Regions from separate parts of the Homo sapiens genome. Here region 2 is linked to region 1. Evidence: chromatin contacts called from ENCODE Hi-C or POLR2A ChIA-PET data. All regions are on one chromosome and are shown on one strand. Each heading gives the region's core, a stretch centred on a gene start or an enhancer-like site at or near the end of the contact. The rest is flanking DNA. Distances are from core to core; before and after follow the strand shown.

What was found. Hi-C counts contacts between places; a loop is a spot of excess contacts on that map. ChIA-PET counts read pairs that join two places held with the same protein, here RNA polymerase II (POLR2A). Pooled maps may share reads with other maps.
Region 2: a pooled map shows a loop between it and region 1 (3-fold over the local background). The contact joins the promoter of NRM here to the promoter of GNL1 in region 1. A Hi-C loop is called at or near these places in 6 of 168 maps with a recorded cell type or tissue (CD8-positive, alpha-beta T cell, ascending aorta, endometrial microvascular endothelial cells and 2 more), 16 of 37 single-sample maps with no recorded cell type and 22 of 50 pooled maps. POLR2A ChIA-PET finds 5 or more read pairs at or near these places in 7 of 52 experiments (CD4-positive, alpha-beta memory T cell, CD8-positive, alpha-beta memory T cell, GM12878 and 4 more).

Annotation. Positions count from the first base shown.
Region 1 is chr6:30,554,260-30,559,849 of GRCh38, forward strand. It overlaps GNL1 (G protein nucleolar 1 (putative)), which reads right to left and starts at 2,230. Exons shown (of 12, transcript NM_005275.5): 1 at 1,872-2,230; 2 at 1,296-1,461; 3 at 796-932; 4 at 505-656; 5 at 316-387. The coding sequence starts at 1,944. It overlaps PRR3 (proline rich 3), which reads left to right and starts at 3,036. Exons shown (of 4, transcript NM_025263.4): 1 at 3,036-3,191; 2 at 3,891-3,953. The coding sequence starts at 3,086. RefSeq lists enhancers at 1,508-2,073, 2,074-2,638, 2,639-3,203.
Region 2 is chr6:30,688,937-30,694,526 of GRCh38, forward strand. It overlaps NRM (nurim), which reads right to left and starts at 2,048. Exons shown (of 4, transcript NM_001384369.1): 1 at 1,906-2,048; 2 at 1,111-1,307; 3 at 340-516; 4 at 1-6. The coding sequence starts at 2,038.

The DNA.
Region 1 (5,590 bases), core at 980-3,479:
GGGCTGGGCAGGAGGAAGTCCCCAGCTGCATTCATAGAATCCCTGGAGCTCCAACACTTGGATTTTCTATTGGTCTGTGATGAGCTAAAGGACAGGACATGGCTGTTTTGAAGAGAAGAGTGAGCTGGCCAAGGGAGGAATGACAGGCTATAAGAGAATAAAAAACTGAGTTCCTAACTGCGGACATCAGCACTAGGTAGAGATTAGAAAGACAGGAAGATAGATACCTCTCTGTCTCCCAACTCTTGCCTCTGACCTTTGCCCCTGAAAAACCTTTCTCCCTCCTCCTTGCCCACCCTTATCCCTAGTACTCACTGGATGTCGGATATCAGTGATAAGCAGGACGATGTCAGACATCTCTAACACCCGCCACAGCTGCCTCCATGTCTAAAAAGACAGGATCAGGAAGAGAAACTGAAAACAGAGTCCCTCTCCAGCCTGATCCCAAACCAATTTGACCATAGGTCACTATGCCCCACTCCTGTCCCTAGAGTACACTGTCACCTCCAGATTGTGCTCAAAGTAGCTGAGTTTCTCAGAGGAGTAAGCCCCATGAATCTTCCCAAGATAGTCTTGGAAGCTCCGTTCCTCTTGGCTCATTAGTTGCTCCTTGGACATCTCATAGCTCCAAGGAGGACGTCGAGGAAAGTCCAGAACTGGGAATTCAGGAAAAAGTCCAAGTGTGAGGAAATCTTCAGGATTCAAGAGTACATCCCAGACCCCTCCTTCCTCACAGTCGGCTTTTACCTTTCCAAACTCCTTCCCCAGCCCAATGCCTGTCTTGCTCTCACTCACCTGAGCCAGGCTGATACACCTCCCGGATGTCCAGCTCCAACAACTCAGCACTGACCGGCTGTAGAACTTGCTCCCGGGCTGCTCTCTTTCTCCTCTCTACCTCCTCCCTGCTGTCTCTCTCAAAATGCAGTCGGTATCTAAGGGAACAGGGACCGAGACATCCAGAGCAATCCTGTGGCCACAAACTCCTATTTTCTCCCCTCTTGTACAATCAACTTCGCAAACCATTCTCTCCAGAGTCGTTCAAGTCTCCTCTCTCAAGTCAGACTTCCCCCAAGTCCTTCTTTCAGGCAATACTCAGCCTTCTCCTTCTAAAAGCCCAACTCTCTCCAGCCCCTCTGGAAAGGAAGACTGTGGCCCGCTGTGGGGAGCCGAGTGGCTAGCGGAGAACTGTGGCATCCCAGGCCCACCGTCTTCACCAGTAGCAGCCCGCTTTCCCCCAAAGCTCTGACTTCCGGGTAGGCGGGAAAGCCGGGACCAGCGCCCCCTCCCACCCTCACCGATTTGGGTCGTAGCCTCGTGGACCCAGCCCCTGAGAAGGCTGCTGGTTAAGCCTGCGGATATGATGGGTCACAGACTCCCCGTCCGAGGTGTCGGTCTGTTCCTCTCGCCGCTCCCGGCTCCCGCTGCGGCTGTTGGAACTGGAGCGCAGCCCATCTTGAAGCCCTGCGGGGAGGGGCCGGTGACGCCAGTGCTGGCCAGCTCTCAGGGGCCATAAGACCCTCTCCCCCATCGGCCTGACTCCCTTTCATCCCACTCAACTTCTTCCGATGTTCAGTCCTCCCAGACACCCTATTTGGGACCCTCCCGGATGTGCGTGGGGGGAGTCACTCCTTCAGGGAGCAGTGGGGACGGCGCCCCGTGCTAGCTGGAGGGATTCCCCTCCCCCAACTCTCCATCCTTCCCCACCCCTTCCAGATGTAGGGGGGGTGGGGGATCCCCTCCGCGATAGGCCGCGAGGGTTGACGCGGTCCCACGACCCCCTCCCACGATCCCCAGAGGTGCAGCGGGCACACCCCTCCTTCCAGATGTGCGGAAGCCCGAGCCCCGCCCCCTCCTCCCGCTCCCGCACTGACCTCTCTTCCGCTCCCGTTTGTCCTGCAACTGCTTCTTCTTCTGCTTCACGCTGAATGGCTTCTTCCTCGGCATGGCCCGGACCAGTCACCTGGCCCGCCCTCCGCCGAGCTCCCGCCGCCTCAACTGACTGCCCCCCGGGGCAGCCCCCGCCGCAGGGGCCCGGGACCCTAGAGGAGGCGGGGCTAGCAGGTGACGTCAGCGGGCGGGCCCGACAGAATTACCGCCGCGGCGGCGATGGAAGGCGGACGGGGGAGATATAGTCACTTCCCTCCAGGAGCGAGGCGAGAGGATGATGCGGGGTGGGCTACTGGCACGTGAGAGCCAGTGGCACCGAGAGGGCGCCCCGGCGGCGAGGAAGGAGGCGCGCGTGGGAGGACCAGGCTAACTCCGTCACGGACGCTACCAACTCGCGTTCGGAGGAGGGGGGGCGCGTGTCATCACTACCTTGCGCTCCCGGGAGAACCTACCACTCACCTGGAGGGGGCGGCGGAGCGGAGGGCGGGGCCTACTACCTAGGGGAGAGGGGGCGTGGACACGCTGAGGCTATACTACAAAGCCCCGGGCTTGACCTTAGTGGAAAGCCGAGACTGCGTCCAGGTTGCTGGACTACACCGGGGGCACGGTCAGAGGTCTTTAGGGGAGGGCGGCGGTCTGAGAGTCCTGGGTGCCGACCTGTTGGGACCCAAATTCCTTGTGGGAACGATGATAAGGAGCAGGTTTACAGATCATAAGTGCAAAAGCGGGCGAGAAGGGAAACCCAAGCGGGACAAGGACTTTTGGGGGGAGGTCAAAGGGCACGAAGTTGTGCCTGCAGCTGTTACCATAGTAACCGAGGACCGGATGTGGCGATCTTACGGTGCGACAGTCCTCTTCTCAGGCCCTCTGGCCCGAGAGCCTGTTGACTCTGTGACACACTCTGAGGAGCTGGTTGTGGTGTTTTCCAGCGAGGGAAGAAAAGAGTAATTTTTTCAAAGCATTTATAGAAACGCAGCAAAGGGAAGGTGTGAGGTTGCCGCCATGCCTGGCAGAGACGGAGGGAGGCAGTTGGCTCCGGAATGCGGCCGCCGCAGATGTTCTCCGCAACCTTCCGGAAGTGGAATGGCGGGAGCCTCAGCATTGCTGCCCACCGACCCCCCGGAAGCGGAAACAGAATCCCCGCGTGCCCCTTCCTCACTACCCTCCAAATCCCGCTGCAGCCATTGCCGCAGACACGATGCCGAAACGAAAGAAGCAGAATCATCACCAGCCACCGACACAGCAGCAGCCCCCGCTGCCCGAGCGGGAAGAGACTGGAGATGAGGAGGATGGGAGTCCCATCGGTGAGGGGTCTGGGAGGGATGTGCACATGCCTGTCAAGCCCGTCCGGGCAAGGGGCTAGGGGCTAATAAGGTGCGAAGGAGGGGGCTGTAACGGAAGGAGGAAGGGCGCACGCGCTGGGGAGGGATGGAAGTGGGGCTCTCCCAAATGGAGCCTTGAACCAGGAGTTCTCTTACTGGAACCATCAACCTCAATACGGCCCCAGACCTTTCTGGAGAAGGCGGGGGTGGAGAGAATAAAGAGCTCTTTTGCGCAGCCGCAGAACAGTAGGGGAAAGGGGTAGTAGAGATGTTGCAGATTGCGATGACTGGGATGACAGTTTGTATCCAGACTTTGACTGAAAAGGTACAGGTGCAGCTTTCTCTAAACTAGTCCTCTGGCCAGCAGTTAAGGTGAGGGATTGGTTCATGTCTGGAGACACTTAGGTTGTTTTGGATAGCGACGGTACGGTGAAGAAAAAAAGTTGTCAGTATCTTTTCCTGCATTATCCCCTTTGATTGAATATCTACTTTTTGCAAACCCTGAAACAGCTTTGCAGAAAAAAGGGCAGATAGATGGGGTGAGAACTCCCAAGACTGCTGAAAATATACCTGACTTTACTGGTTGAATTAAGAAATAAGTAATACAAGAAAAACACCTAAGAACAGAATCATCAGTCCTTTAATCCATTCTGATGACCATATTTTCATGTCTGCTCTTAGGACCACCCAGCCTTCTGGGCCCTCCCCCCATGGCCAATGGAAAACCTGGCGACCCTAAGTCAGGTGAGGAGGAAGGGGCCCTGATCCTTGTATTAGGTCGTAGAGAAGACAGCAAGGGAGGGGATAAAACCCAGGAAGGACTTAAAAATAAAAGATCAGGGATTCCATCCCTAAATGAATGGAGAGAAGTTGTATATTTGCTGATTTAAAAACTCAATGTTGTAAAAATGTCACTTCTTCCCAAATTGATAAACAGATTTCATGCATTCCAAGTCAGAACACCCATAATGTTTTTGTGGAAATACACATTATTATAGGGAAATGCAAAATATCAAGGCGACTATCAAGACAATCTTGAAGTGGGAGGGCTTACTATGAATATCAAGATTTGTAAGCTGGGCATGGTGGCACACGCCTGTAGTCCCAGTTACTCAGGAGGCTGAGGTGCGAGGATCCTTTGAGCCCAGGAGTTTTTGAGGCCACTCTGGGCAACATAGTGAGATCCTGTCTCTAAATACAAGAAGAAAAAAAGACTTACTATAAAGCTACAATAGTTACAACGATGCAGTTTGGAAACAATGATAGACATAAGTCAATAGGACTTATGTCCCGAAGAGTCCAATAACAGGCCCATACATGTGTGGACACTTCATTTATGATGAAGATGGAACTGAAAAGTTGGTCTTTTCAATAAATGATATTGGATCAATTGGATATTCATGTGAAAAAAATGGAATTTCACCTTGCACTCATAATCATATACAAAGATCTATTTCAAATGGACTGTAGATCTAAGTATAAAAGGTAAGAGAATAATTATTCTAGAAAGTAAATGTATTTTCTAAGAGTAGCTAAGAGTTCTTAAACAGACAAGAAATGCACGTATACACACTAACCATAAAGGAAAGATTGATAAATTGAACTCCGTTAGAAAATATAAATTTGCGGCTGGGTACAGTGGCTCACGCCTGTAATCCCAGCACTTTGGGAGGCCGAGGCGGGCGAATCACGAGGTCAGCAGTTCAAGACCAGCCTGACCAACATGGTGAAACCCCTGTCTCTACTAAAAATACAAAAATTAGCCGGGCATGGTGGTGTGTGCCTGTAATCCCAGCTACTGAGGAGGCTGAGACAGGAGAATCGCTTGAACCTGGAAGGCGGAGGTTGCAGTGAGCTGAGATTGCACCACTGCACTCCAGCCTGGGGGACAGAGTGAGACTGTCTCAAAAAAAAGAAAAAACAAAATACAAACTTGCCAAATAATACCATTAAGAAATTAACAGGAAGCCATACAATAGAAGATATTTGCAATAAATATAACAAATAAAGATCCTGTATCTATAATATATAAAGAACTCTTCCAGACAAGCCATTTGAAAAATTGACAAAAACACAGGACACCTTATTAAAATGGAGATCTAAATGAACTAAAGGTCTAAATGAACAAGTACTCAATATCATTAATTGTCAAGTAAATGCAAGATAAAAATATACCACTTTGAAATTAGAACTCTTGTGTACTGCTGCTGGGATTATAAAATGGTGAAACTACTATAGAAAACAATATGAAGAGGTTCCTCTTAATTAAAAATAGAACTACCAGATGACAAAAAAATTAAAAATAGAATTACCCCAGAACTCCTGCTTCCAGGTATATATCAAAAAAAAAAAAATGGAAAGCAGGGTCTTGAGATATTTGC
Region 2 (5,590 bases), core at 798-3,297, 130 kb after region 1:
GTATACCTAAGAGAGGGAGAAGAGCTTAGAAATGGAGTCAAGCCCTTTTCTCATCTTGGGCACTTCTTTCCTCCTCTTCCAGGCACCACCCTTCTAGAACTCAGGCCCAGGAACCCCCCTTCTGAGACTTGGATCCCTGATCCTGACTTCTGATCCATGTACCTTCCCCAGGCCCAGGAGGCCCATGCTTGCTGCCCTTACGAGGGAAAGTCAAAGGGAAGGGCCACGAGGGAGAAGCAGGGAGACAGTAGAAGAGCATGGGAGGAGGGAAACCCTTGAAAGGGAACGAGGAGTTCTAAAATGGGTCAGAGGTCATAGGTAGGGATCTCGGAGCCTCACCTGTTTGAGGCCCATGAGCTCAGCATAGTCAAAGACGAGAAGGATGCTAAAGATGAGGAGCCAGGAGATGACATGGAGCACAAAGCAGAGGAGCGGCACCCAGGTGGCCCATGGCTCAGCCCGAGCCTCCCACAACACAGGGCCTTTGGGTATGGGCTCCCAGTACCGCATCACCAGCTGTGGAAGGATAAGGGGCTGGGTATCCCAGTGGCCTAGTCTGCCCGACCTTGGGAGACCCAGACCCAGATCTGCCCCCACCACAGGCTAGCCTGCAACTCTCCCCCACCTCTCTCCTAAGCATCACCACCAAATATTCACCATGTGGAGGGTGCGTGCTGGGTGAGGTCCCAAAGATGTAAGGATGGCCTGTCTCTACCCTGAGAACTTATAGAATAGATGGGGTGACCTGATAGCTACGCAAAGTAGTAGCCTGTGCCAACCACCCAGTGAAAAGACAGACAAGGCCTTCTCTTCAGACCTAGGGAAGTGGTTTTGAAGAAAGGGTAGGACTGAAGAGAAGGGATCTCAAGCAGGACATAAACAAAGTTGCAGAGGTGAGAAGCATATCTTGTGCTTAGGGAAGGACAAGTACACCCTTCTTGATAAAAAGTAGGATATGTGCTGTGGAGGAATGGAAGCTGAGATTAGTTCCTCAATTCTCCTCCTGAACCCATATTTTGCCCCTCCAATCCACGGCACCCCTCCCACACTTGGTCTCCCTTGGGGACTCAACTGCCAGGATTTCATACCTGCAAGGCCAGGGCCTCATACCTGCAAGGCCAGGGCAGTGCAGGCCACATACAGTGACCTCTGAAGGACCCCAAAGTACCGGGATGTCCATGCCTTCACTCTTTCAGCTGCCATGAGGCTGTGCTGCCCAACAAATAGAAGCAGGAGCCCCAGATCCCATGCCAGGGGGGCAAGGATGCTGCGGTCCTGCAGGGCAGCCAGCCATCCCTGGCGGGCATCTACAGGAAGTTGAGGGAAAAAGAGACAAAAGATCGAAACAGTGGCAGAATGTTTCCCCCACCCTCATCTCCTCTTGGATCCCCAGGCCATGTCCCTTACTGCTTTCAAGAGCCTTAATGCTTCCTCTCTAGGCTGTGCCCATCTCACTTTTCCATCCCTAGTTTCTGCCCTCTTCCCTAGGCCTCCTGCAAACCTGGGGAAGAGGATTTATAGAACACCACATGTTAGGCAGTTGCAAAAAGCATGGCTGGAGAGGCCACGCTGGATTGCCCCTCTTACTTCGGTTCTCCAAATGCTCCTTCTTTTTAACACTCTCCTCTCAACAGTCCTCTCTACAAAACACTTTACTTAGAATACTCCGGTCACCGCCCTTTTCGGCTCCCTCAGTCCTCACTCTCCCGCCTCTCCAAAACTCTAATCCTTGAGTTCCTAATTTAGAACTCAGGTCTCCCTCCCCTGTAGCTTCTCGGCCGCTTTCAAGGTTCGAGTTCCCTCTCTTGGACTTCCCCTGTCATTTGTTTCCAAGCCCCGCCCTCAATCCCTCTCCTACGGCTCCACCTTCCTCCTCCCAGTTCATCCTCGATCCCTCCCGCTCACCCGGACCACCAGACTCCGGGATCCCTCCAAGAAGTGGCCGAAGGGAGGTAAAGCGCACGAACTCCACTCCGGTGCCAAAGGCCAGGATGAAAGAGGCGAGGGCAGCAGGGATCAGGAGCAGTGCAGGGGCCATGGCGAGAAATGGAGGGGTGGGGAAAGGGGCGGGGTCGGGATTCCCGCTGCCACAGGCCCCGCCCGCGGCCCCGCCCCCGGCTGAATCCAGCCCAGGAGGGCGGGGCTCCTGCACGCCACCGCCAGGCTTCCGGCCCGCCTGGCGCAGCCTTCCCCATCCAGCTGTGGATCCGTCCTGGGATGCGTGTCCCGGCCTGCTGTCTCTCCGTCACAGAAGGGAATGTTAGAATCCCGAGAGAGAGCTGTTAAGGGTAGCGGCTCTGCAGCCGCTCACGTGGGTTGAATCTCAGCTCGTCTAGTTTTCCCATCTAAAATGAAAAGTTACTGTTTTACCACAAAATAAATTAATGTATGGAATACATTGTACAGAATACAATATACAGAATAAATTCTGTAACTTACTATAAAGTTGAGTTGTTGACTGGCCAGTTGCTAAGAATGGCAAATAACTTCTCTGTAAATACTGAAAGGTTTGTTGTAATAGTGCCAGAGATTGTTGATTAGTAACCACGAGAATAAACATGTTAAAATATTTGTGATAGTAACCTTTGTCAGAATTAAAGATCATGCAGCTAAGGACCTTGTCACAGTAGACGTACACATAGTAGGGACCTTAGATATCATTAGACTAATTCCATCAACTTATAGATAGAAGAAACAGGTCCAGAGAGATAATTGCCTGAGTTAGGAAGCTGCTAATCCTGTAGGCTAAGGGACCAGATAATTGCTGAGCAGCCTCTCGCAGGCTTTACATTCCTTCTCCGTCTCCTGGGCTCAGTACTCCCACCCTCCTCTGAATCAATGCTGTTGTATGCTGTACCAGACATCTTATGTTTTCCCTTGAATTCAGTCTCCACCCTGCTTTCTGCTTCAGTAAGTTGTCCCAAATGGACGGTATCAATGAAAGTCACAGTTTTTATTGAGAAAGTCCTCTCGCCGGGCGCGGTGGCTCACGCCTGTAATCCCAGCAGTTTGGGAGGCCGAGGCGGGTGGATCACGAGGTCAGGAGATCGAGACCACGGTGAAACCCCGTCTCTACTAAAAATACAAAAAAAATTAGCCGGGCGCGGTGGCGGGCGCTTGTAGTCACAGCTGCTCAGGAGGCTGAGGCAGAAGAATGGCGTGAACCCGGGAGGCAGAGCTTGCAGTGAGCCGAGATCGCGCCACTGCACTCCAGCCTGGGCGACAGAGCAAGACTCCATCTCAAAAAAAAAAAAAAAAAAAAAGAAAAGAAAAAAAAAAAAAGAAAGTCCTCTCTACACGACTGCTCTGTCCTCATCTTTTTGAGCTTGGAGGTGATCACAACAGAGCTGTGGGTACTAAGGCACTGCACTATTCTTTCTGATTTCCCTACACCCTGCCTACTTCTTTGTAATTATCACTTTATTAAACTCTCCCCCAAATTATCCTAATTTCACTGTGCTATTCATTTCCTGCTAGGACCATGAATAGAGACACTTACCACACAAAGCAATGTGCTACAAGCTATGGGGTTCATTGGAAGTGTAAGAGGCCAGACTCGGTGGCTCACGCCTGTAATCCCAGCAATTCGGGAGGCTGAGGTGGGTGGATCACTTTAGACCAGAAGCTGGAGACCAGAATGGCCAACGTGGTGAAACCCCATTTCTACTAAAAAATTTTAAAAATTAGCTGGGTGTGGTGGTATGCGCCTGTAATCCCAGCTACTTGGGAGGCTGAGGCAGGAGAATCCACTGGGTGATGGAGCAAGATTCTGTCTCAAACAAAAAAATAAATAAATAAAATACAAGGAAGTGTAAGAAAAGATCCCTAATCTCTAGATGTTTAACCTGAGGCATTTAAATAGTACCACTCATGAAGAGGGAGTGTAGCTGAGTGCTACATGGTGCTCTACAGACAGCAGGTATGGTAAGAAATCAAGGTCTCTGGCTGGGCGCAGTGGCTCACAGCTGTAATCCCAGCACTTGGGAGGCCGAGGCAGTTGGATCATCTGAGGTCAGGAGTTTGAGACCAGCCTGGCCAACATGGTGAAACCTCGTCTCCACTTAAAAGACAAAAATTAGCCAGGTGTGGTGGCAGGAGCCTGTAATCCCAGCTTCTCGGGAGGCTGAGGCAGGAGAATCGCTTGAACCCGGGAGGTGGAGGTTGCGATAAGCTGAGATCTCGCCACTGGACTCCAGCCTGGGTGACAGAGTGAGACTCCGTCTCAAAAAAAAAAAAAAAGGAGCTGGGCGCGGTGGCTCATGCCTGTTATCCCAGCACTATGGGAGGCCTAGGTGGGTGGATCACGAGGTCAGGGGTTAGAGACCAGCCTGACCAACATGGCGAAACCCCGTCTCTACTAAAAATACAAAAATTAGCCGGGTGTGGTGGCACACACCTGTAGTCCCAACTACTTGGGAGGCTGAGGCAGGAGAATTGCTTGAACCTGGGAGGCGGAGGTTGCAGTAAGCCGAGATCGCGCCACTGCACTCCAGCCTGGGCAACAGAACAAGACTCCATCTCAACAACAACAACAAAAAAAAAAGGAGCCGGGTGCAGTGGCTCACGCCTGTAATCCCAGCACTTTGCGAGGCCAAGGTGGGTGGATCACCTGAGGTCGGGAGTTCGAGACCAGCCTGACCAACATGGAGAAACCCTGTCTCTACCAAAAATACAAAATTAGCTGGGCGTGGTGGTGCATGCCTGTAATCCCAGCTACTCAGAAAGCTGAGGCAGGAGAATCACTTGAACCCGAGAGGCGGAGGCTGCAGTGAGCCGAGATCACGCCATTGAACCCAGCCTGGGCAACAAGAGTGAAACTCTGTCTCAAAAAAAAAAAAAAAAAAATGGAAAGAAAGAAATCAGGGCCTCCGGGACATGGACAATTTTAGAGTATGAAAGCTTTGAGTTGTGCAAGGGGACTAATATTTATCTGGGTCATACTGTCTGCCACCCCCACAATGGCTGTGCTTAATGTATATTATGAGATTAGATATGTTTAATAGCCAGCAAAATGCTTGGCAAATCTCATGCTATTTCTACTACACCAAAGTTTTCCAAACTTAAGTATTACTTACATGCAGAAAAGTGTACATAAGTAATCAACTATTTTTTAAAAATTGAAATTCATGCAACATAAAATTAACCTTTTTTTTTTTTTGAGTTGCGGTCCAGGCTGGAGTGCAGTGGTATGATCACAGCTCACTGCAACCTCGAACTTCTGGGCAAATGGTCCTCTTGCCTCAGCCTCCTGAGTAGTTGGGACTACAGGCATGCGCCACCACATTCAGCTAACTTTTTATTTTTTGTAGTGATGGGGTCTCACTATGATACCCAGGTTGGTCTCAAACTCCTTGGCTCAAGTGATCCTGCTGCCTTAGCCTCCCAGGGTGCCACCATGCCTTGCCTAACCACTTTATTGTATTTATTTATTTATTTATTTTTGAGACAGAGTTTCGCTCTTATTGCCCAGGCTGGAGTGCAATGGCGCGATCTTGGCTCACTGCAACCTCCGCCTCTTGGGTTCATGTGATTCTCCTGCCTCAGCCTCCCAAGTAGCTGGGATTACAGGCGCCCACCACCACATCTGGCC